Regions from separate parts of the Homo sapiens genome. Here all the other regions are linked to region 2. Evidence: chromatin contacts called from ENCODE Hi-C or POLR2A ChIA-PET data. All regions are on one chromosome and are shown on one strand. The core of a region is the stretch at or near the end of the contact, and the rest is flanking DNA. Distances in the headings are between cores, read along the strand shown.

Evidence for each region. A loop is a pair of places that touch in the nucleus more often than their neighbours do. ChIA-PET counts read pairs that join two places held with the same protein, here RNA polymerase II (POLR2A). Pooled maps may share reads with other maps.
Region 1: a loop to region 2 is called in a pooled map, with 13 times the contacts of the local background. The contact joins the promoter of TRAPPC6A here to the promoter of CCDC61 in region 2. A Hi-C loop is called at or near these places in 10 of 50 pooled maps.
Region 3: a loop to region 2 is called in a pooled map, with 9 times the contacts of the local background. The contact joins the promoter of ZNF296 here to the promoter of CCDC61 in region 2. A Hi-C loop is called at or near these places in 1 of 168 maps with a recorded cell type or tissue (CD4-positive, alpha-beta T cell) and 2 of 50 pooled maps. POLR2A ChIA-PET finds 5 or more read pairs at or near these places in 1 of 52 experiments (activated CD4-positive, alpha-beta T cell).
Region 4: a map of transverse colon shows a loop between it and region 2 (17-fold over the local background). The contact joins the enhancer-like site here to the promoter of CCDC61 in region 2. A Hi-C loop is called at or near these places in 1 of 168 maps with a recorded cell type or tissue (transverse colon). POLR2A ChIA-PET finds 5 or more read pairs at or near these places in 1 of 52 experiments (activated B cell).
Region 5: a pooled map shows a loop between it and region 2 (7-fold over the local background). The contact joins the promoter of AP2S1 here to the promoter of CCDC61 in region 2. A Hi-C loop is called at or near these places in 8 of 50 pooled maps. POLR2A ChIA-PET finds 5 or more read pairs at or near these places in 2 of 52 experiments (GM12878 and OCI-LY7).
Region 6: a loop to region 2 is called in a pooled map, with 8 times the contacts of the local background. The contact joins the promoter of ERCC1 here to the promoter of CCDC61 in region 2. A Hi-C loop is called at or near these places in 6 of 50 pooled maps. POLR2A ChIA-PET finds 5 or more read pairs at or near these places in 2 of 52 experiments (HEK293 and PC-9).
Region 7: a loop to region 2 is called in a map of B cell, with 6 times the contacts of the local background. The contact joins the promoter of POLR1G here to the promoter of CCDC61 in region 2. A Hi-C loop is called at or near these places in 3 of 168 maps with a recorded cell type or tissue (B cell and naive thymus-derived CD4-positive, alpha-beta T cell) and 7 of 50 pooled maps.

Annotation. Positions count from the first base shown.
Region 1 is chr19:45,176,887-45,179,719 of GRCh38, forward strand. TRAPPC6A (trafficking protein particle complex subunit 6A) reads right to left here and starts at 1,351. Exons shown (of 6, transcript NM_001270891.2): 1 at 1,249-1,351. The coding sequence starts at 1,332. It overlaps BLOC1S3 (biogenesis of lysosomal organelles complex 1 subunit 3), which reads left to right and starts at 1,898. Exons shown (of 2, transcript NM_212550.5): 1 at 1,898-1,945; 2 at 2,402-2,833. The coding sequence starts at 2,411. RefSeq lists enhancers at 729-1,672, 1,685-1,754, 1,825-2,144, 2,685-2,833 and silencers at 1,105-1,324, 2,495-2,804.
Region 2 is chr19:45,994,171-45,996,907 of GRCh38, forward strand. CCDC61 (coiled-coil domain containing 61) reads left to right here and starts at 1,297. Exons shown (of 14, transcript NM_001267723.2): 1 at 1,297-1,334. RefSeq lists enhancers at 655-844, 1,235-1,414.
Region 3 is chr19:45,075,113-45,077,812 of GRCh38, forward strand. ZNF296 (zinc finger protein 296) reads right to left here and starts at 1,366. Exons shown (of 3, transcript NM_145288.3): 1 at 964-1,366; 2 at 601-750. The coding sequence starts at 1,261. It also overlaps a transcript of GEMIN7 not described here. RefSeq lists silencers at 183-492, 823-1,062, 1,153-1,562.
Region 4 is chr19:46,902,959-46,905,658 of GRCh38, forward strand. All of the region lies in intron 1 of ARHGAP35 (Rho GTPase activating protein 35), which reads left to right. Among named protein-coding and RNA genes, the nearest start is that of ARHGAP35, 43 kb to the left of the region's middle. Within about 2 kb of position 1,298, at least 14 of the 41 ENCODE cell types and tissues checked have a DNase peak (open chromatin) inside an H3K27ac peak, as active enhancers do.
Region 5 is chr19:46,849,448-46,852,322 of GRCh38, forward strand. AP2S1 (adaptor related protein complex 2 subunit sigma 1) reads right to left here and starts at 1,399. Exons shown (of 5, transcript NM_004069.6): 1 at 1,317-1,399. The coding sequence starts at 1,319. RefSeq lists an enhancer at 1,414-1,723.
Region 6 is chr19:45,422,501-45,425,452 of GRCh38, forward strand. ERCC1 (ERCC excision repair 1, endonuclease non-catalytic subunit) reads right to left here and starts at 1,417. Exons shown (of 10, transcript NM_001983.4): 1 at 1,281-1,417; 2 at 770-881. The coding sequence starts at 874. RefSeq lists enhancers at 1,403-1,492, 1,553-1,602, 1,851-2,145.
Region 7 is chr19:45,405,347-45,408,046 of GRCh38, forward strand. It overlaps POLR1G (RNA polymerase I subunit G), which reads left to right and starts at 1,298. Exons shown (of 3, transcript NM_012099.3): 1 at 1,298-1,372; 2 at 1,748-1,889. The coding sequence starts at 1,351. ERCC1 (ERCC excision repair 1, endonuclease non-catalytic subunit) reads right to left here. Exons shown (of 10, transcript NM_001983.4): 10 at 1,988-2,700. It also overlaps a transcript of PPP1R13L not described here. RefSeq lists enhancers at 1-404, 375-574.

The DNA of each region.
Region 1 (2,833 bases), core at 101-2,600, 820 kb before region 2:
GGCCGGGTGCAGTGGCTCACGCCTGTAATCCTAGCACTTTGGGAGGCCAAGATGGGCAGATCACGAGGTCAGAAGATGGAGACCATCCTGGCTAACAGTGAAAACCCGTCTCTACTAAAAAAAATAATAATAATACAAAAAATTAGCCAGGTGTGGTGGCGCCAGCAGCGCTTGTGGTCCCAGCTACTTGGGAGGCTGAGAAGTGGGATGATCGCTTGAGCCCAGGAGGTCGAGGCAGCAGTGAGCCATGACTGCATCACTGCACTCCAGCCAGCCTGGGCGACCGAGCAGGATGCGCGTGCGCGCACACACACACACACACACACACACACAGTCCCGGGCCAGTCACGGTAGTTCACGCCTGTAATCCTAGCACTTTGGGAGGCCCAGGCGGGAGAATCACTTGAGCCTAGGGGTTCAAGACCAGCCTAGGCAACATGGCAAAACCCCATTATCTCTTTTTTTTTTTTCCTGAGACAAGTCTCGCTCTGTCGCCTAGGCTGGAGTGCAATGGCACAATCTTGGCTCACTGCAACCTCCGCCTCCCAGGTTCAAGCCATTCTCCTGTCTCAGCCTCCCGAGTAGCTGGGATTACAGGTACCCGCCATCATGCTCGGCTAATTTTTGTAGACACGGGGTTTCACCATGGCCAGGCTGGTCTTGAACTCCTGACCTCAGGTGATCCGACGGCCTCGGCCTCCCAAAGTGCTGGGAGCTACAGCGCCCAGCCGGCATATTTCATTTTATTATTTGACTCCCCTAGTGAAATGTAAGCTTCACAAGGAAGGGATTCTGTCTTAGAACGGTGCCTGGAATACAACAGACGCTCAATAAGTGGGTGTCGAATAAATAAATGTCCCACGCTGAGGCTTAGGTACGTTATGATACTCATTTTACAAAAGAGAAAACTAGGACACACAAAGATTAAGTCATTGGGTCGCACACCTAGTAAGTGGGGGAGGCGAGTCCTCAGCACACGCCCAATAACAGCATTATTATGATTACTAGCCGCTTACTCAGGCCTTGAGCTAAGTGCTTTACCCTGAATCATCGCGCTCAATTTAGCAATAACCCCGAGCCGGCACCGTCGCGAACGCCACTTTCCAAAGGAGGAAGCCAGGGCCAGACGTTGCCCTGCAAGGCCGGGGCTGGGCCGGGTTCGAACCCGGACGCCTGACGCGCCCTCCGCTCTCCCAGAGGCGTTACCTTGGTGGCCCCCGCTTCCTCCCCACGGAGCCCGGCGCTCACCCCCGGGCCGGGGTCGGGGTCGTGAGCCCACAGCTCAGCCACCATCTCCGTGTGAAGAAACTCAAACAACACAGTATCCGCCATGCCCCCTCCTCGCACGCCTAAAGATGCGCCCAGCGCTTCCAGCTCTCATTGGCCAGGCTTGGTAAGCCACGCCTCTTGCGTCATGGCGCGAGCCCTCCTACTCCGGCTTCCATTGGTGTTTTAGACTAGCCCCGCCTCCCCGCCCCGGACTCAGGTGGTGTGCGCGTGAGCCTGGGACACTAGGGGGCGGGCCTACGCCTTCTCTGGCCACATGTGGCAACATCTTCTGCTCTTACTGCCGTCCCTTCCCTATTTCCGGGTTCTCGAGCATTCCTATTGGCCAAATTACTGGTTACACGTGACATACTCGGCTTTTAAAATCCCTATTGGTCCACTCCAGACTTTCCTCGTCGCACAACCTGGAAGAGCCGGCCCAGCTGTTTCTCTATTGGCGGTTCCTCCATTCATGTGACTCTTCTGCACGCTCACTCAAAGCTGATGCTGAGAACTTGCTTCCTGATTGGTAGCCGGGCGAATCCACGTGACTTGGCCGCTAATGCCCGCCCAACCCGCTCCCCTATTGGTTGAAATCACAGCCCTTCAGCTGCCACGGTGAGAACGCAGCACTCGGGTTAGGAAGCGGATCTCGCAAGCTCCGAGCGTCAGCTGCCGGGTACGGTCTTTGGCGTTAGCGCTTCTCCCATCCCATGAGTGCCCCCAGCAGAGTCCAGTCGGACTGTCATCCTTTCTGCGACTCTGGCGCTGGTCCCGAGCAGCTCACGGGCCCGTGTGCTTCCGGGTCTGAGATTGGCATGGTGGACCAGGTGGAGGGTGTGGCCTCTACTAGGAGGCAAATTCGTAAAGACCTCGGCTTGGGACTCCGGGAACTCGGGCCCCAGATCCTTGTTCGAGCTGGTCTTCAGTTTCCCCATCTGTACGCTGAAGAGCCTGGGGTCCAGTAACCCCCATCATCACCCAGTTTACAGAAGAGGAAACTGAGGCCCAGACGGGGAGCAGCTGACACCAAGTCGTTAAGAGAATCAGCGAAGGGGCTGGGAATCCAGGACCTGCGCCTTTTACCCACCGCGGCGCCGGTCTCACGTGCAGTCCCTTCGCTCTTCTCCCCTAGTTCGGTGCCATGGCGTCCCAGGGTCGTCGGCGGAGGCCCCTGCGGAGGCCGGAGACGGTGGTGCCGGGGGAGGCGACCGAGACGGATTCCGAGCGCTCTGCGTCCTCGTCGGAGGAGGAGGAGCTGTACCTGGGTCCTTCGGGCCCGACGCGCGGCCGCCCCACGGGGCTGCGGGTGGCTGGGGAAGCCGCGGAGACCGACTCGGAGCCGGAGCCGGAGCCGGAACCGACGGCCGCGCCGAGGGACCTGCCTCCACTCGTGGTGCAGCGGGAATCGGCGGAGGAGGCCTGGGGCACGGAGGAGGCCCCGGCGCCCGCCCCCGCGCGCTCGCTCCTGCAACTTCGGCTGGCGGAGAGCCAGGCGCGGCTGGACCACGACGTGGCGGCCGCCGTGAGCGGTGTCTACCGCCGTGCAGGCCGCGACGTGGCCGCC
Region 2 (2,737 bases), core at 47-2,546:
GCGTGCAGTGGCACGATCTTGGCTCACTGCAACCTCCGCCTCCCGAGTTCAAGTGATTCTCCTGCCTCAGCCTCCTGAGTAGCTGGGATTACAGGCGTCCGCTACTGCGCCCAGCTAATTTTTTATATTTTTAGTAGAGACAGGGTTTCACCAGGTGGTTCAGGCTGGTCTCGAACTCCTGACCTCGTGATTCCCAAAGTGCTGGGATTACAGGTGTGAGCCACCGCGCCTGGCCAGAAGTTTTTCTAGATTTCCAAAAGACTTCAATAACATCACCAATACTGATTTGTGAAGCTGAAACTTGTTCTAAATTATAATGAATTTTTAAAAAGTTCCATCAACCACGCTAGAGGAAAGATAACTTACTTTTCTCTTTGTAGACAAGGATATTGTGAAACATGCAGCTGAAAAAGTAGGAAACATCACAGAGGTGTGTCAGGCAGAAAATTAATAAAAACATTACGTTATCCTTTGGGATTTTGCAATGTTTGTGGTATTTGGCTCTTTTAAATATGTAATTTGTTATTATTTCATATTCTAAGTAAACTTTCATGTCAGTTTTTTTTTTTCTTTAAACTTTATTTTCCTTTCTTAAAGAGGTCCCTCCTCCCCCATCCCCGCGCTCAATTCCTTTAGCTGGATCCTTCCAGTTCATGACTGATCGGTTTAAAATATGGGTCGTTCAAAAGCCGTGTGAACCCGGGCTAGTGGCTATACCTCTCTGAGACTGTTTTCTTAGTGGTAAAATGGAAATCATAATAACTTTGCAGGGCTGTTATAAAGTTTAAATAAGCCAAGTCCTGCAAAATGCTTAGTGCAGGTTTGGAATGCACCAAGCGATGACAAATCTCAACCTGTCTTTATGCTGAGACCACTCCCCAGTTTCCGGAGCCGCGGCCACTATCTCCCCATGCGCATGCACACCCGGCTCTCCCTTCCAGGCCCTCCCCACCACGTGGGCGCGGCCTACCCTCCCGCAGGGGGTAATAGGTGGAGTCAAGGGGCTACTTCCGGGATTCTTTCCCTTCCACTCTGGGGAACAACCTTTTTGTATGACTGGCAGCATTATTAGCCAGTAGTGATTAGAGAAGAGCCCGACGTTAGGTGCCTCCCCCAACCCATTTGGGACAGCCTCTTCTTAGTTAGCCAATTGGAAGTTTTGGAGGGCGGGTTCTCCTCTGGGGGAGGGACAGAGTGATGGGCGTCTCTTTTGGCTAATGGAAACTTGGCTGCTGGTAAGCTGTGACCAATCAGAAGCGAGAACGCCGGATCCTGGGGCGGGGCTGGAGCTTCGTCAGTTGAACCGCTCGCGAGGAGGGTTGCTAGTGGAGAAGGTGAGAGGCCGCGGGAGTGGCGGTTGCGCGGGCCGTGGTGGAGGTCTTAGGTGGAGGGGAAGGGGCTTCTCTCGGGGGAGAGTGGGCTGCGGTGGGCAGCTGACCTGGCCTTGTAGGAATCGGGAGGGAGGGTGCCCTTTAACAAGGGTAGGCGCTTGATTGAGGGGTTGTGAGGCTGAGCGCAGCATGTGAGTTGGGGGTGATCTGTATATCGCAGGAGGGTCTTCAATGGGGAAAGTTGTAAAGCAGGAGACAGCAGATGGTAAAATATAGAGACGTCCTTGGAATGCAGCGTGGCGATTTAGTAGGAGGTTTTAAGGCAGAGGGTTATTACAGCGCACTATGCTTTACAAGCTTTGATTTGGGTGAAAGTCGTGGGAAGAAGCAATATTGAGGAAGGGAGGGAAGGAGACCTCCAGGGATGAGCATGTACTTTAAAGAGATGTGAAGCCCTATTATGCCTGTGGCGTTTGCTATGTGCTGTGCACCTGCCAAGTGTTTTAGGTGAATTAACTCTTAAACTTACTCTACTGATGGTTAAGAATGTGGGCTCTGGCGTCGGGTTGAATCCCGAATTTGAATCCTGGCTCTGCCACTGATCATTACTGTGGCTTTGGGCCAGTTGTTTAACCCTTCTGTGCCTCAGCTTCATCATCAGTAGAATGACATCATCTCTGTCTATACCATTGGCTAGCTTCACCCTCTTTATCTAATGAGAACTCCCACGTGTGTATTTCCAGCCTGGATCTCTGCCCTGAACTCCAGACTCATATCATGGCCGACTCTTCTCTCTTTGGAAGTTCATCTGACATTCAGACATAAACTTGTCCCAAACCAATCTTGCGATTTCTTCCTTTCAACCTCCAAACCCAGTTGATGGGACATTCATCCTGCCAGGTACTAAGATCAAGAAGCTTGGAGTGTTCTTTTTTTTTTTTTTTTGAGACAGAGTTTCGCTCTTGTAGCCCAGGCTGGAGTGCAATGGCGCGATCTTGGCTCACTGAAACCTCCACTTCCCAGATTCAAGGGAATTACAGGCGCCCGCCACCACACCCAGCTAATTGTTTGTATTTTTAGTAGAGAAGGGGTTTCACTATGTTGGCCAGGTTGGTCTTGAACTCGTGACCTCAGGTGATCCACCCGCCTCAGCCTCCCAAAGTGTTGGGATTACAGGCGTGAGCCACCGTGCCTGGCTAGCTTGGAGTCTTCTTCACTTCTCCCTTTTGTCTTACTTATATATGGTCTAGCAGATCGCATTAGCTCTGTCTTCAAAACACATCCAGAATCCAACCATGCCTCACCAGCTCCTTTGCTACCACTCTGGCCTCAGTTTGTCTCCTGCTCTTACCTGGTTTGTTGCAGTGGCCTTCCAGGTGGGCTCTCTGCCTCTCACTGTTAGGGGG
Region 3 (2,700 bases), core at 116-2,615, 920 kb before region 2:
AAGAGAAGGAACCCGGGTGTCCAGCACCCGGGAGCTCGCTCAAACCAGGGGATTCCCAGCACGCGGGGCTGGGAGATTCCATCACCGAGGGAAGCCAGAAGCCCCTTCCTTGGCTCTGAACACTCAGCTGTACTAGCACCTCAATCAGAATTGACAGAGAGAGACAGGAGGGGGTGGCAACCTCCCCATTCCAGCTGGCCTCCACTCCCCCTCCCCCCGGCCGCTGCCCTCCCTAGAGGTCCCCTCCTACTGCCACCCTGGTCCAGCCACCTGGCCAGTTATTTCTGGCCAAGGGGAAGGAGAAGTGAAACCAGGTTGGGGTGTGTGTTGGGGGGGGCAAAATCCCGGGCTAGTCTTCTGGGGCTGGCCACACCCTGTAGGCGGCCCTCCTTCCCTGCCCAGTCCCCCCCCGCCCCCCCTCCACCGCCACCACTGGTCCCTGCCCTAGGACGGGCAGGCCCTGGCCACGCCTAGGCTGCACCCGATGGGGAGCGAGAAAGGGGAAGTAGTGCTCAGTGCCCTGCCGTCCAGCCCAGCCCCTTTCCAGCAGGAAGCCCAGCCCTCGAACTTGAGAGGGGGACTGCACCCGGCTTTACTCACCTGAGCCCTGGCCGCGGCTGGGGCCTCTGAAGAGCTGACAGCCCAGCTTCTTGTGGTCCATGAAGGCAGTGATGGCCTCCAACGGGAAGGTCTGCAGGCAGCGGCCGCAGGTCAACAGATCTGGGTGTTTGTCGGTCCAGGGCTGGCGGTCTGCAGGGAGGAAGCGGGTGGTGAGCGTGGGGTGGGGCCAGGATGGGGGCTGAGGGTGCTGAAGGAGAGGGGAAACCGAAGGTCAGAAGGGGGCCTGAGGGGCAGGACGGGGCGAAGGAGATAAGGCAGGGCGAGGGGCCCATGCCCAAAGGGAAGGGTCCCACCCGAGGGTCAAAGGTAAGGGAGGCTGGGCCCAGGGCCCGGGGTGCTCACCGGGATAGTTCGGGGTCAACGGCGTCCACAGGGTCCACGGGTTCCGCGGGCCGAGGGCGAGGAGGGCGGCCCCGGCGGGCATGGGGCCAGGGGAGTGGTGGGGTTCGCCGCCGAACCGCCCCGCCGAGGACACCTCCTTCGGGGAGAAGGGCCCCAGCCTTGGGGCCTGTTGGGGCTGCGCGTCTGGCTCGGGCTTGAGTTCGATGACGAGGTCCTGCATTTCCATCTCGTCGTCTGGGTTGGCGGCGGGCGCGGGCTCTACTCGGCGGGGCGCGCTGCCGGCCTTGCGGCGGGACATGAGTCGCGGGCCGGGCGAGCGAGCGGGCGGGCAGGCAGGCAGGCGGGCGGGCGGAGGACGCACGAGCGGAGGACGCGCGGACCGTGCGCGCTCAGGTGAGTGACTGCGGCGACCCGCCGCGAACTCTTACACGTGCTGGCCGGGCCCGTGGCTCCGCCTACCAGGGCGGGGCTCATGGGAGGGGACCGAGCCGCCCTGCTGGGGCCCTGACGGCGGCCTAACTCAATCTAGGCAGTGTCCCGTGCGTTTGGCTTAGTGACCAAATTTAATCACACCGAGTTCCCACAAGGCATTGAAACAGCTATCCCTGATCCCGTTTTAGGGCGGGTGAAACTGAGACACGGCATGCCCACACGCACCCCCAAGCGAGAAAAATAGTCGGTCACGTTTCTTATTAGGTGCCTGATAGTAATCTGGGCTATTTCATTAAATGCATTACAATAAAAATTCATTTTGCAAGCATTCACTGAGTGCCTCCTGTGCGCCAGGCTCTGTTTGAAGCCCTGAGAATACAGGAGGGAATAAACAGAAGATAATCTTTGTTTGCACGGAGTTCAGACGGTGGGGGAAGACACTATAAACATAATTACGTAAAATATAGATGGCCCTTCATGATGACCAGTGCCATGGAGCAAAAGAAAGCTGGAAAGGCGGAGAGGGTTACTGGGGTTGAGGGATTCAATTTTCTCCCCTATGATGGGAAAGGGCATGGTGGAGCTGAGGCTGGAGGGAAGGAAGCCCAGCCAGTGGGCCTGGGCATTGAGGAATTACAAGGAAAGGGAGAGGCAATACGGGTTGGGGATTGAGTTCAGTGAAAATATGGGGGCAGATCCAAGCAATCTTTTGATCGCTTTAAGGTCTTTTGGTTTTCCTGAGACCGGAGCCTTAGGAGGGTTTTGAGCAGAGGAGGACTGTAATCATACACATCGACTCTGTTCCTAGACCAGAAGTCGCCATTAAAACCAAATAGCCAAGCAGCTCACCTGCCTCCACTCCGCCTCCTTGAACTTCCCTCCCCTAAGCAGTTCTGTCTGCTCACTGTTTGAAGTGGCATCGACACCCTGCCCCACCCTCAATCCCTGATGAGTATTCTTTTCTTCCTGGCACCGACTGCACGACAGTATAGAACGGCTTGTGGACTGTCCTCTCCCCCACCCAATGCAAGCCCCCTGAGGTCAGGGCAAGAACCTGTCCTCCCCCAGCTGTCCTCAGCCCAGATGCTGATTTCAGATGCTGATCTCTTGGAGTTCTGCACATTGTTATTCAGGTCTGGGTTCCATTGTCCTCCTGAGAGCAGAGGGCCCTGACCAACAGTATCTAAAGTAGCCCCACCCTGCTGAAGGCCTTGCAAATTACACTCCATGACCTCCATCTGTCCCCAGTTCCCTCTTGGATCTCACTTTCTCCATCTGTCAAAGGAGGTAGGGCAGGTTGGAACT
Region 4 (2,700 bases), core at 48-2,547, 910 kb after region 2:
GGTATGAACAGATTATATATGTTTCTGTGCCCACACCTGTACCCTTGAGGAGCGGTAATAGCCAGAAGGGATCGTGGTGTTAGAGATGGCAAAGCTAAGGCTCTGACAGGCTCTCTTAAGTTAAGGCCTTGACAGTGGGTTTTCTGAGCAGAAAGCAGAAATCACAGATGGATTCAGGGGCCGGGGAGTGGTCTGCGGCATTGGGGAGACACATGCAATAGTGAAGGAACTGGGTTGAGACACCTACTCATCCCCAAACCCTCTCTTCATTCTGCACACAGTAATCATATTAGCTATGGTACAAGTTTCCCATAAGATTTTAACATAGTAAATGCCGTGGGAGTCAGAGTCGGTCTGCTGACAGGGTTTTTATAATGGTGATGTACGTTGTTGTGCATTGATTTTAAGACGATTCAAAAGAAAGTAGCTGCTCTGTGCTCTTCCCAGGGCCATTCAGAGCCAGGGAGTGGGAGGTGAGGCCACGGAGGGAACCACTCAGTGGGTTTATCTTGGGCATTCTGTGCATATGTAACTGAGAAAGGTATGTTGTTACCTAATGTATGCTTTTGATAATTTGGACCAAGAGACATGGTATTCTGAATAGCAGCCAAATATATGAGGTCAAGGTGACTTCCTCTAGCAATTAGGACAGCTGTCATGGAAGAGTAGGCCAGACCTGATTTCCTTCTTAAGTCCGAGGGCTAAACCAGTGATAAGAGATGACTCGTTGATCTTCCTGATATTACTGGCCAAGCACTTTCTAAGGAATGACGATTGATAAGGAAGAACAAACTACTATTTTGGTCTCTTATCTAAAGGAAAATCATGAAGCTAGCACTTTATAGAAAATGCACTTATTCAGTTCCTTGTATGATCACAAATGTTTTCTTAGTTATTTTTGGGCTCCCCAACAGGATATGTTACTTATAGTTTGAAATTCGCCTTTTTTTTTTTCTCTGAAATATATCTTGAAGTGTTGAGTGGTGGCTAGGTGCCATATAGAACATACAAGCAGAATTTTATAGAAGTATACATTTAGTGAGGGGTGGAGATTATTGCTTTAATAAATGGGACTGGCTGGATGTCATTCTTTTTTGTCCCCTTCCCAGTCACTTTGACTCTAGGGTCTTGATTAATGTGATCATCTCTGCAGAGTGTGGAGAGACAGCACTGGGATGGGGGTGGGAAGTGGGCGCAAAGCCTTTCTTAGGGCACAGACAGCTCTGACAGCAGTTTCTGGGACTGCCTTCCCCTCTCCCCTTCAGCTTCCGCATCTGTGACGTGAGGGAGCTGGCTGCCAGCATTCCCAGCTTGGCCTGCCTTCCAGTGGCTTTCATTCAGAGACAGCAGATCATGTTCATCTGGAAGTTTTCTTAGTTGTTCATCTCAAGAAGAATCTTAGGAATTTTTTTTCAAATCAGCCAGTTTTCCTCAGATTTTGCTTCTTCTTTATCTGCCCTGTTCCTTTGGCTAATCTTCTGTCAGCGAGACACAGGGTCATCAGTTTAAGTATGGGAAGGAAATTATGGCCTTGAGCACAGGCAGAAAGCATCTGGCTCCCAGGCGCTTCCTGTGAGCCACCATGAAATTACAAAGACTGGGCCTGACAAGGCCTTTCAAAGGAGCATCTCACACCACCACTGTGTCAGCATTTCCATGATTCCATCGTAAAGCAGTTGTTTTTCCTGATGCTTATTATGACCAGGTTGGAGTTGGCCTTTACATGGGAAGCGTTTATCCAGTGGATGAGAGTGAAACAGCAGGACAGAGGTGGCGGGGGAGAGGGCTCAGATTGCTCTCGGAATTCCCTTCTCCAGCCCGGTCCTGACCAAGCCATTCTTGCTCAGAAGCCTGTGGTTCCTCAGAGGATGAAGTCCAGACTGTCTTTAGCGTGTCAGGACCCTCCACAGACTTGCCCCCAGCGTCTCCCACCATATGTGCCTATGCTCCGCGTTCCTGTTCTCCAGCCAGGGCAGTGCGGGGGAGTGGAGGGACGAGAGCTGGGGGTGGTGTCAGGAGACCTGGGTTCTGGACTGGGGTTCCTGTCTATCTAGCTGAGTTATTTCATTTCTCTCTGTCTCAGTAGTTACTAATCTGGATAGGCTTACCAAATGAGAGGAGGAGAAGAAAAGGTTTAGGAGACAGATTACAAGGCTCTTTCTGATTCTTGTCTCCTGGCCTAGCTTGGAAATTAGAACACCAAATGTCTGAGCATTAAATGGGTTTTTGAACCATGAAGTTTTTTGAACTTCTTAAAAACAAAAACAAACAAAAAGAAAACACTGTAGGTTGGGCGTGGTGGCTCACGCCTATAATCTCAGCACTTTGGGAGGCTGAGGCGGGTGGATCAGGAGATCGAGGCCAGCCTGGCCAAGACTGTGAAACCTCATCTCCACTAAAAGTAGAACTTAAACTTTTTTTTTTTTTTTTTTTAATAGATGGAGTCTCATTCTGTCACCTAGGCTGGAGTGCAGTGGCGCGATCTTGGCTCACTGCCACCTCTGCCGCCGGGGTTCAAGAGACTCTCCTGCCTCAGCCTCCCGAGTAGTTGGGACTACAGGCGCCTGCCACCGCGCCCAGCTAATTTTTGTATTCCACCCCCCCCCCCCAAGACAGAGTCTTACTCTGTCACCCAGGCTGGAGTGCAATGGCGCGATCTCAGCTCACTGCAACCTCCACCTCCCAGGTTCAAACGATTCT
Region 5 (2,875 bases), core at 149-2,648, 860 kb after region 2:
TCCCAGGCAGGAAGGGACGTTGGGGGGCCTACACCAGGCAGCCACAGCCTGGGAGCAGAGCCGGAGACATATTCACACAGTTAGGAGAACTAGAAGCAAACCCACAGAGTTGACAAAAAGCTCTGCCTCTTACTCCCAAATTCCCTTGTATACCTCTCCCTGTTTTCTTCCCATTTGGAATCTCAAGTCCCCTCCGTCCTGAATCTCTGCATCCTCACGCCTCTGCTGTCCCCTCTAGATGCCCCCCAACCTTCCCTGTCTCCAATCCCCCTCCTCTGGAGTTGTTCCCTTTTGACCTCCACTTTCTCAGTCTCAGTTCCCCTCCTTGGGGCCTCAATGGGCTTTTTACTGGTGACATCCCTTGTCCCACTCCCAAGCTTCCTCCCTTCTTCAAAAGGTCACATTTTGCCTCCAAGGACCCTGTTCCTGGAGGAGACTCCGCCCCCGCTCTGACACTCTTTCTCATTCGTTTTCTTTCCCAACTTCCAGCCCAAAGAACCCTTTCCTAGATCCAAAGCCCCAACCTGGGGGATAGGGGCACTCCTAAATCCAATGTTGAGTCTTTGCCCCAACAAAGATTCCTCCCCAGGTCTCACACTTTCAAGCCTACTCCCCACCCCACAAGATCTCTCCTCTTGGAAAGACCTATTCAGTTGCTCCCCATTCTTTCCGAGTGTCCATCTTACCTCCAGGTCCTCTCTCCTTTTACAGCGCTTTCCCAGACCCTTAAGTTTCATTCCCTACAGTTGCCTCCTTTTGGTTTCCTGTGCCAGGTCTCTTCTTGAGATCATCCCTCTCTCACAGGCAGTCTCCTGCCCCTGTCTCAACATCCCCTCTCCACCTGCAATCAGATCCTTGTCTCTAGAGACTCCTCCCATCAAGAAAACCTCCCTCCCCTTTTCCAAGGTCTCGCGTTCTCGTCCCAGCGCTCCCGCCACACTTCCAGAGCGCCTTCCTCTTTCGGACGCCCTCTCCCCACCTCCAATGCCTTCTCGCTACCCACAAGACTGTGTCTCACGAGTTTCCTCTCGTTTCAAAGCTTCCAACCATCTACAACGTTTCCCACCTGCACAGCCCTTTCCCCTTGGAACACCACCCCCAATGCCCGTCGCCGCGAGACCCCTGGTAACCCCCGCGCGCAGAATCACCGCCCTGTGCCCTCCTTCCCGGCCCTGGATCGGTCCCAATCCCCAGAGCCCGCGCCTGACCCAGACCATCCGCGGCAGAGAAGGGACTTGTCAGCGCCCGATCCAGCCTCGGCTATTTACGCGTGGGCCCCCCCTCCGCCAGTCCCCGGCGTAGCGCTCCCCCGTTACCATGGCGACCCCCGTCCAGACCCCAGCGGCCCCGGTCCCGCGGCGACTGGGCAGCTCCGGCTCAGGGTGCAGTTGTAGGGCCCAGAGCTAGAGCGGACTTCCGGTAGAAAAACCCGCCTGCCTTCTCGCGCACAGACCCCTGGGAGTTGTAGTTTCACCAAAGGGGCCAGCCTGGGTGAAGATGGGTGAAGAGTCAGAGCCAGTCCTTTTCCTACCAAACGAGTCAGATCCCAAGTGCATGCTGGGATTTGTGGACAAACATCTTTACAGAGGACTACAATTCCCGAGATGCTGAAGAACCAGCGGTGAAGGCGTTGCATTCAGGGAAATGTAGTTCTCTTAGGTCCCCTCCCCCCACCCAGGGGAGAAGGGCATGCTGGGAATAGTAGTTTTAAATTTTAAAAAACTGTCCTGGGGAGATAGAAAATGTCTTTCCATTCCTCATCCAGTGATTTCTTTAATTTTTTTAAAAATAGAGACAGGGGTCTAGATATATTGCCTAGGTTGATCTCGAACTCAGCTTCAAGCGACCCTCAGCCTTCCAAATCACCAGGATTACAGGCATGAGCCACCACAACACCAAGCCAGTGTTTTGCTTAAAATACGTTGCGTGTGTCTCTCGGGAGACAACAGTTTAAAAGCATAAATTTGAACCGGCCCGGCGCGGTGGCTTACTCCTGTAATCCCAGCACTTTGGGAGTCCGAGGCAGGCAGATCACTTGGTTAGGAGTTCGAGACCAGCCTAGCCAGCATGGCGAAACCCCATCTCTACTAAAAATACAAAAAATTAGCCAGGCATGGTGGTGCGCACCTGTAGTCCCAGCTACTCGGGAGGCTGAGGCAGGAGAATCACTTGAAGCCCGGAGGCAGAGGTTGCAGTGAGCCCAGATCTCGCCACTGCACTCCAGCCTGGGCAATAGAGAGAGACTCCAAAAAAAAAAAAAAATCTCTAGTTTGGCGGGGGCATGATGGCCCATGCTTGTAATCCCAGCACTTTGAGAAGCTGAGGTGGGTGGATCACCTAAGGTCAGGACTTCGAGACCAGCATGGCCAACACGGTGAAACCATTTCTACTAAAAATATAAAAATTAGCTGGGTGTGATGGCAGGTGCCTGTAATCCCAGCAACTCGGGAAGCTGAGGCAGGAGAATTGCTTGAACCTGGGAGGCAGAGGTTGCAGTGAGCCGAGATCACACCATTGCACCCTAGCTGGAATGACAAGAGCGAAACTCTGTCAAAAAAAAAAAAAACCCTCCAGGTCAGCAGTTAGTTTAGTGTTTTTTTGGTGTGTCTTTGTTTTTGCTTTTTTCTGAAAGAGGGTCTCCCTTGGTCACCCAGGCTGTAGCGCAGTGGCATGATCTCAGCTCACTGAAGCCTCAACCTGCTGGGCTCAAGTGATCCTCCCACTTCAGCCTCCCGAGTAGCTGAGACTACATACACATGCCGTCACACCTGGCTAATTTTTTGTACTTTTTGTAGAGACAGGGTCTTGCTATGTTGCCTAGGCTGCTCTTGAACTCCTGAGCTCAAGCGATCCTCCCTCCTCCACCTCCCAAAGT
Region 6 (2,952 bases), core at 167-2,666, 570 kb before region 2:
GTGGCTCATGCCTGTACATCCCAGCACTTTGGGAGGCCGAGGTGGGCGGATCACTTGAGGTTCGAGACCAGCCTGACCAACATGGTGAAACCCGTCTCTACTAAAAATACAAAAATTAGCCAGGCGCGCTCCTGTAATCCCAGTTACTCGGGAGGCTGAGGCAGGAGAATCGCTTGAACCCAGGAGGCAGAGGTTGCAGTGAGCCGAGATGGTGCCAGTGCACTCCAGCCTGGGCAAAAGAGCGAGACTCTGTCTCAAAAAAATAAATAAATAAATAAATAAATAGAGTAGGAAGGTCCTCTCCCCCATCATGCCCTACATCCTTAGCCCACTTTCCTTTTCTTCATAGCCAATGCTCATCACCCGTCGATTGTTTTCCCTTGGGAAGGAGATTTCAATATTGCCAGGTCCTTCCATTTACCAAAATATGTCTAAAGTGTAGATTTTTTTAAGATTGCAAAACCTGGCGATTCTTAAACACGAGCAATAAATTCATGTCTTGAAAAATCAGGGTGCTGGCCTCGTAAAACACATCAGGGGCTACCTGCTGAATGCCAGTGTCTGGCCTCTGCCTTAGCCCTCTCTTAGAACCACCCATCCATTTCACAGATGGGGAAACTGGGACCTGGGGAGGACCAAGGACTGTTTCCCCAAGTCGTCCGTGGCCCCCAAATCCACTAACCCACACCCTGGTCCCACAGGCCCCATCCTATCCTCTTCGTCCTAACAGCCCCCAGCCTCCCAGGGGCCCCGCATCTCCTTGTCCTACCACTCCAGGAGGGACCTCATCCTCGTCGAGGGGTATCACAAATTTCTTCCTTGCTGGCGGCCCTGAGGGCTGGGGCACCCCCTCTTTGTCCTTCCCAGGGTCCATCTGGAGCCTGAAAGGGAAGGTGCCAGGAGCGAGTGAGCCACTGGCGTCTACGTTCTCATCCCGCAGCAGGAACCCCCCACTCACAGCCGTCCCCCACAAAACTCCGAGAGCTCCATAGCGTCAGGTCCCCAACACCCAGCGCTAGAGGCTCTGTAACGCCACGCCCCTTTGACCTCCACCTTCGGCTCGCCCCGCCCCTTACAGGTCCACAAGTCCCATCGCTCCGCCCCTCGCCCCCACCGGATTCTATTGGCTCCGTCCCCACCATCCCCCGCCTTCCGTTCGTCCGGCCCCCGAGGCTAGCATCTGGACGCCCTCCCCACGCCTGGCCTTGTCCATCTCTCAGACTCGGCAATGATTGGCTTCCGCGGCGCCAATCTCCACCCGCAGTCTCCGCCTCCCGCACCTGTGGTCCGGGCCTCACGGTTTCAGCGCCGCGAGGCCTCACCTGCTGGTCTTGGAGCCTCAAGGGAAAGACTGCAGAGGGATCGAGGCGGCCCACTGCCAGCACGGCCAGCGTGGCCCAGGGCTCGCAGCACTTCCGGCCTCTCTGGCCCCGCTCCCCAGGAGAGTAGAGCATAGAGCAGGGCGATCTCTGTACAACTCTCTATGGTTCTGGAGGACCGCGGAGGTCGTGGGAGGAGAGAGATGTGGCCTGAGGATCTGGCTCCCAAACTGTTAAGTTTCAAAGCCCTTACTGAGCGCTTCTGTGTGCCCAGAATCCTGGCAGGGCTCAGTGGAGAACAGATCGCAGGAGATCCAACTTGGTCCCTCCTCTCAGTAAGGAGAGACTTAAGTTTGAATCCAACTCAGACATTGACTTGGCTTCAGTTTCCTCATTCATTCATTTATTCCACACCTATTCCCCCCACGCGCTTCCTCTCTTCCCGGTCCTGTGCGAGTCCGTGCTGGTGACACAGCAGTGACCAACGACAGCCCCGTGTTGTCCTCCCGGAGCTTACGGTTCAGTAAGGGACACAGACACGTTCCCAGTGCTGACCCAGAATGGGCAGGTCTGGGATGGGAGATCCCGGGAGAGCCGTGGGATGGGGGTCAGGGGGAGCGCCTGACTCAGCCCCGGAGTCCGGAAGGGCTTCCTGGAGGAAGGGACATCTGAGCAGGGGCCTGGCTGATGAGTTAGTATTAGTCACTTCCTGAAAGGATAGTATCACACTGTTCTAACTTGCAGCTCTCTGATTACTAAGGAAATGGAATGTTTTTTGTGAAAGTATTGGTCTTGTAAATTTTGTCTTCTGTGAATTGCTTGCTCATATTCCTTGTCCATTTTTAAAATGGGTTGTATGGCTTTTTTATTACTATTAATTTCTAGGGGTACTTTATGGATTCTGATTCTAATCCTTAGTTACCCATATTGCAAACATTTCCTCCTAGTTTCTACTTTGGGCTTTAACTTTAGTTATTTTTGGCACAGAAGTTATTTGTGTTTATGCGCAACTATTTATCAATCTGTTCCGTTCTGACTTTTGCTTTTGGTGTGTTAAGAGCCCTGCCATAACCCAGGGTCATAATGATAAATTCTTTTTTTTCTTTTTTTTTTTTTTTTCGAGACGGAGTTTCGCTCTTATTACCCAGGCTGGAGTGCAATGGCGCGATCTCAGTTCACTGCACCTCCCCCTCCCGGGTTCAAGCGATTCTCCTGCCTCCTTAGTAGCTGGGATTACAGGCATGTGCCACCATGCCCGGCTAATTTTTTTTTTTTTTTTTTTTTTTTGTATTTTTAGTAGAGACGGGGTTTCACCATGTTGGCCAGGCTGGTCTCAAACTCCTGACCTCAGCTGATCCTGAGGTCACTTTGTGACCTCCCAAAGTGCTGGGATTACAGTGCACGGCTATAATGATATATTCTATCATTTCTTTTATCTACGTAAAAGATAAAAGCCCCGTGTTGTCCTCCCAGAGCTTACAGTTCAGTGAGGGACACAGACACGGTCCCAAACAGTAATGACCTAGAATGAGCAGGTCATCTGGCTTTAATCTATGTAAGATTTATTTATTTATTTATTATTTTTTGAGATGGAGTTTTGCTCTTGTTGCCTAGGCTGGAGTGCAATGGAGCA
Region 7 (2,700 bases), core at 48-2,547, 590 kb before region 2:
TGCCCCACCCCTTCAGGCGCACTATCCCCTTTCCTGATCAGTATCCCCCAGGGTCTCTGAGCCCGAATCTCCCCGTCGATAAAAAGCGCGGGTTGGATCTTCAAAGGATGTCCCAGCAAGAGTTCAAAATCTTAGTTTGGACTACAACCCCCAGCAGCCTCCGCGACCGCCCTCGGGCGACTCTTTGCCTCGGGTCCTGTGGGAATTGTAGTCCTGGAGCCCGCAGGGGCTGCACCCCGGTGTCTCTCTCGCCCACGCGAAGGAAACCGTCTGGAGATCCTGGATAGGGGAAACATTTCCCCTTCCCCTTGACCCTCCCTCCGCTCTGGAAAGCCTCTCCCACCTGGGGAGAAGGGGTGCCCCAATTCTGGAGTAGGATCCTAAATCTTGGCAGAGGGGGCGGGAAGTGGCGCTGACACACTGGCCAGGAATGCAGTCGGGTCACCCTGTCTAGCCACCGTCTCGCGGCTCCAACCGCCGCCCAACGCGGGGCGGCCCCAGTGGGAAGGGAAGTGGGTGCGTCCCCCAAATCTGTGTCCACGTGCCGCTGTTTACACGCTCCCTGGGGCAGGGAGGAGTCGCCGATCAGGTCCCTTCCTGAAAGTCATCGAGGTTTCCCACGCATGAGACTAAACCCCCGAGGGCATCTACAAGTCCCATTTGATCCACAAACGCTACACCGTGCCCAGCACCACTCCACGCGTGTGGGGCTCCTGGGTCCGAGGCTCCGCCCTCGAGAACCACAAGCTCCTCCCCCTATGTTTCCCGCTCCCCCGGAGTCCAGAAGCCCCGCCCCTGGCTGGAACTTCACGCCCTCCGGACGGATTGCCCCTATTTCTCCATTTTCCCGCTTCTCCCAGTCAAGTTCTGAACTTGTGAGGCATCTGGGCCTCCCCAGAAGACATTTAACACAGAAAGCACAGCCCTACTAACTAGTATTCTTACCTGTCTCTTCAAGAATTTCAGACCAATCGACCGTCCTGTCTCTTTAAGGCTTAGGAAGAGCAGTGTGGCTGCCCCTTTAAGGAGGCGTTGCAACAAACCATATTGGACAGACGATGGGGGCGACCCATCGGGACCCGACGGGCCTCTGACTCCAGCAATACAGCGAATCAGCGGCTTTCGGGAATACATTTTTCGGAAAAAGACTTCTTCCTCGGTTTTCTGCTCTGCACACGTTGAAATTTTCCCCAGTTTTTCCTGCAGATCGGGAGTCGAGCAATGCCTACCCCCGCGCTCCCGCACCAGTTGGGCGCTCCCGGATGATGCCCTACCCCTTTGGATCCACGTGGTCTGCAACCTGGTGCGAGCAGCCCGGGCTACAGGGTTGCCTGAGGTGTGGGTCCCAGGATGGAGGAGCCCCAGGCCGGCGGTGAGGGTGCGGGTTGACGGGGTGCGGAGGGTGCGTTGGTGGAAGGAGAAAGGGGCGTCCGAGAGGGTTCGGGCGGAAAAGGAGGCGTACCTGCAAGCAGGACTTGCGAAGAGCGTGCATTCCCAGTGGGCGAACGGGAATTCGAACGGAGAGAGGGTTATCTTGTGGGGGGCTACCCGTGGAGAGCAAGGCGCCCCCAGGGGTTGGATCGGTGAAATTGAGGTCGCCCCTGGGGAACAGGTGGGCAGAAAGGAGAAACCAGGTTGAGGGGACTGGAGTGCTCACGAGGTTAAGACCAATGGACCGATAGGCGCGCCCTGCAAGATTGGACCGGCAAGGAGGTGTCAGTCGACCCCATTTCCCCTTCTGCTGCAGATGCTGCTCGGTTCTCTTGTCCCCCCAACTTTACCGCGAAGCCCCCAGCCTCAGAGTCCCCTCGTTTCTCCTTGGAGGCGCTGACGGGTCCAGATACGGAGCTGTGGCTTATTCAGGCCCCTGCAGACTTTGCCCCAGAATGGTGAGTGGTCTTGTTGACGGAAAAGAGGGTCCCGGTCCAGACCCCAAGAGCGGGTTCTTGAATTTGTCACAGGAAAGAATTAGAGGTGAGTCACAGAGCACAGTGAAAGAAACAAGTTTATTGGAAACTACTCCTTTACAGAGTAGAGTGTCCTCAGAAAGCAGGGGGAGAAACCCACAGCCCTTTGTTAGTATTTCTACTTATAAGAAACTATAAGGAACTATAGTTAAACTTGGAGTGTGCAGATAAGCTCACTAAAGGTAGGGGCTATTGGTGTTATCCACGACCATTAATCCTGCAACCTAAGCTTGCTCATTTATGTTATATTTAAGTAATGGGGGCTGCATTCTTAGGACATTTGGACATTCTGCAGGCTTGGTGGAACATGTTCTGTATGGCCATAAATATTCTGTAATTATAATTGGTGGTCAGCCTGGGATGTGGTTATTTTCAGGCCATAAGCATGAACCTTGTAAGTGCCTAGCTACTCACTTTAAGATGGAGTCACTCTAGTCATGTTTTATTAAAAACCAGAGGCCAGCCAGGCGCAGTGGCTGGTGCCTGTAATCCCATCCTTTGGGAGGCCGAGGCGAGCAGATCACTTGAGGTCAGGAGTTCAAGACCAGCCTGGCCAACATAGTGAAATTGTCTCTACTAAAAATACAAAAATTGGCTGGGCGTGGTGGCAGGTGCCTGTAATCCCAGCTACTTGAGAGGCTGAGGCAGGAGAATCGCTTGAACCCAGGAGGTGGACATTGCAGTGAGCCGAGATCATGCCACTGCACTCCAGCCTAGGCAACAGAGCAAGACT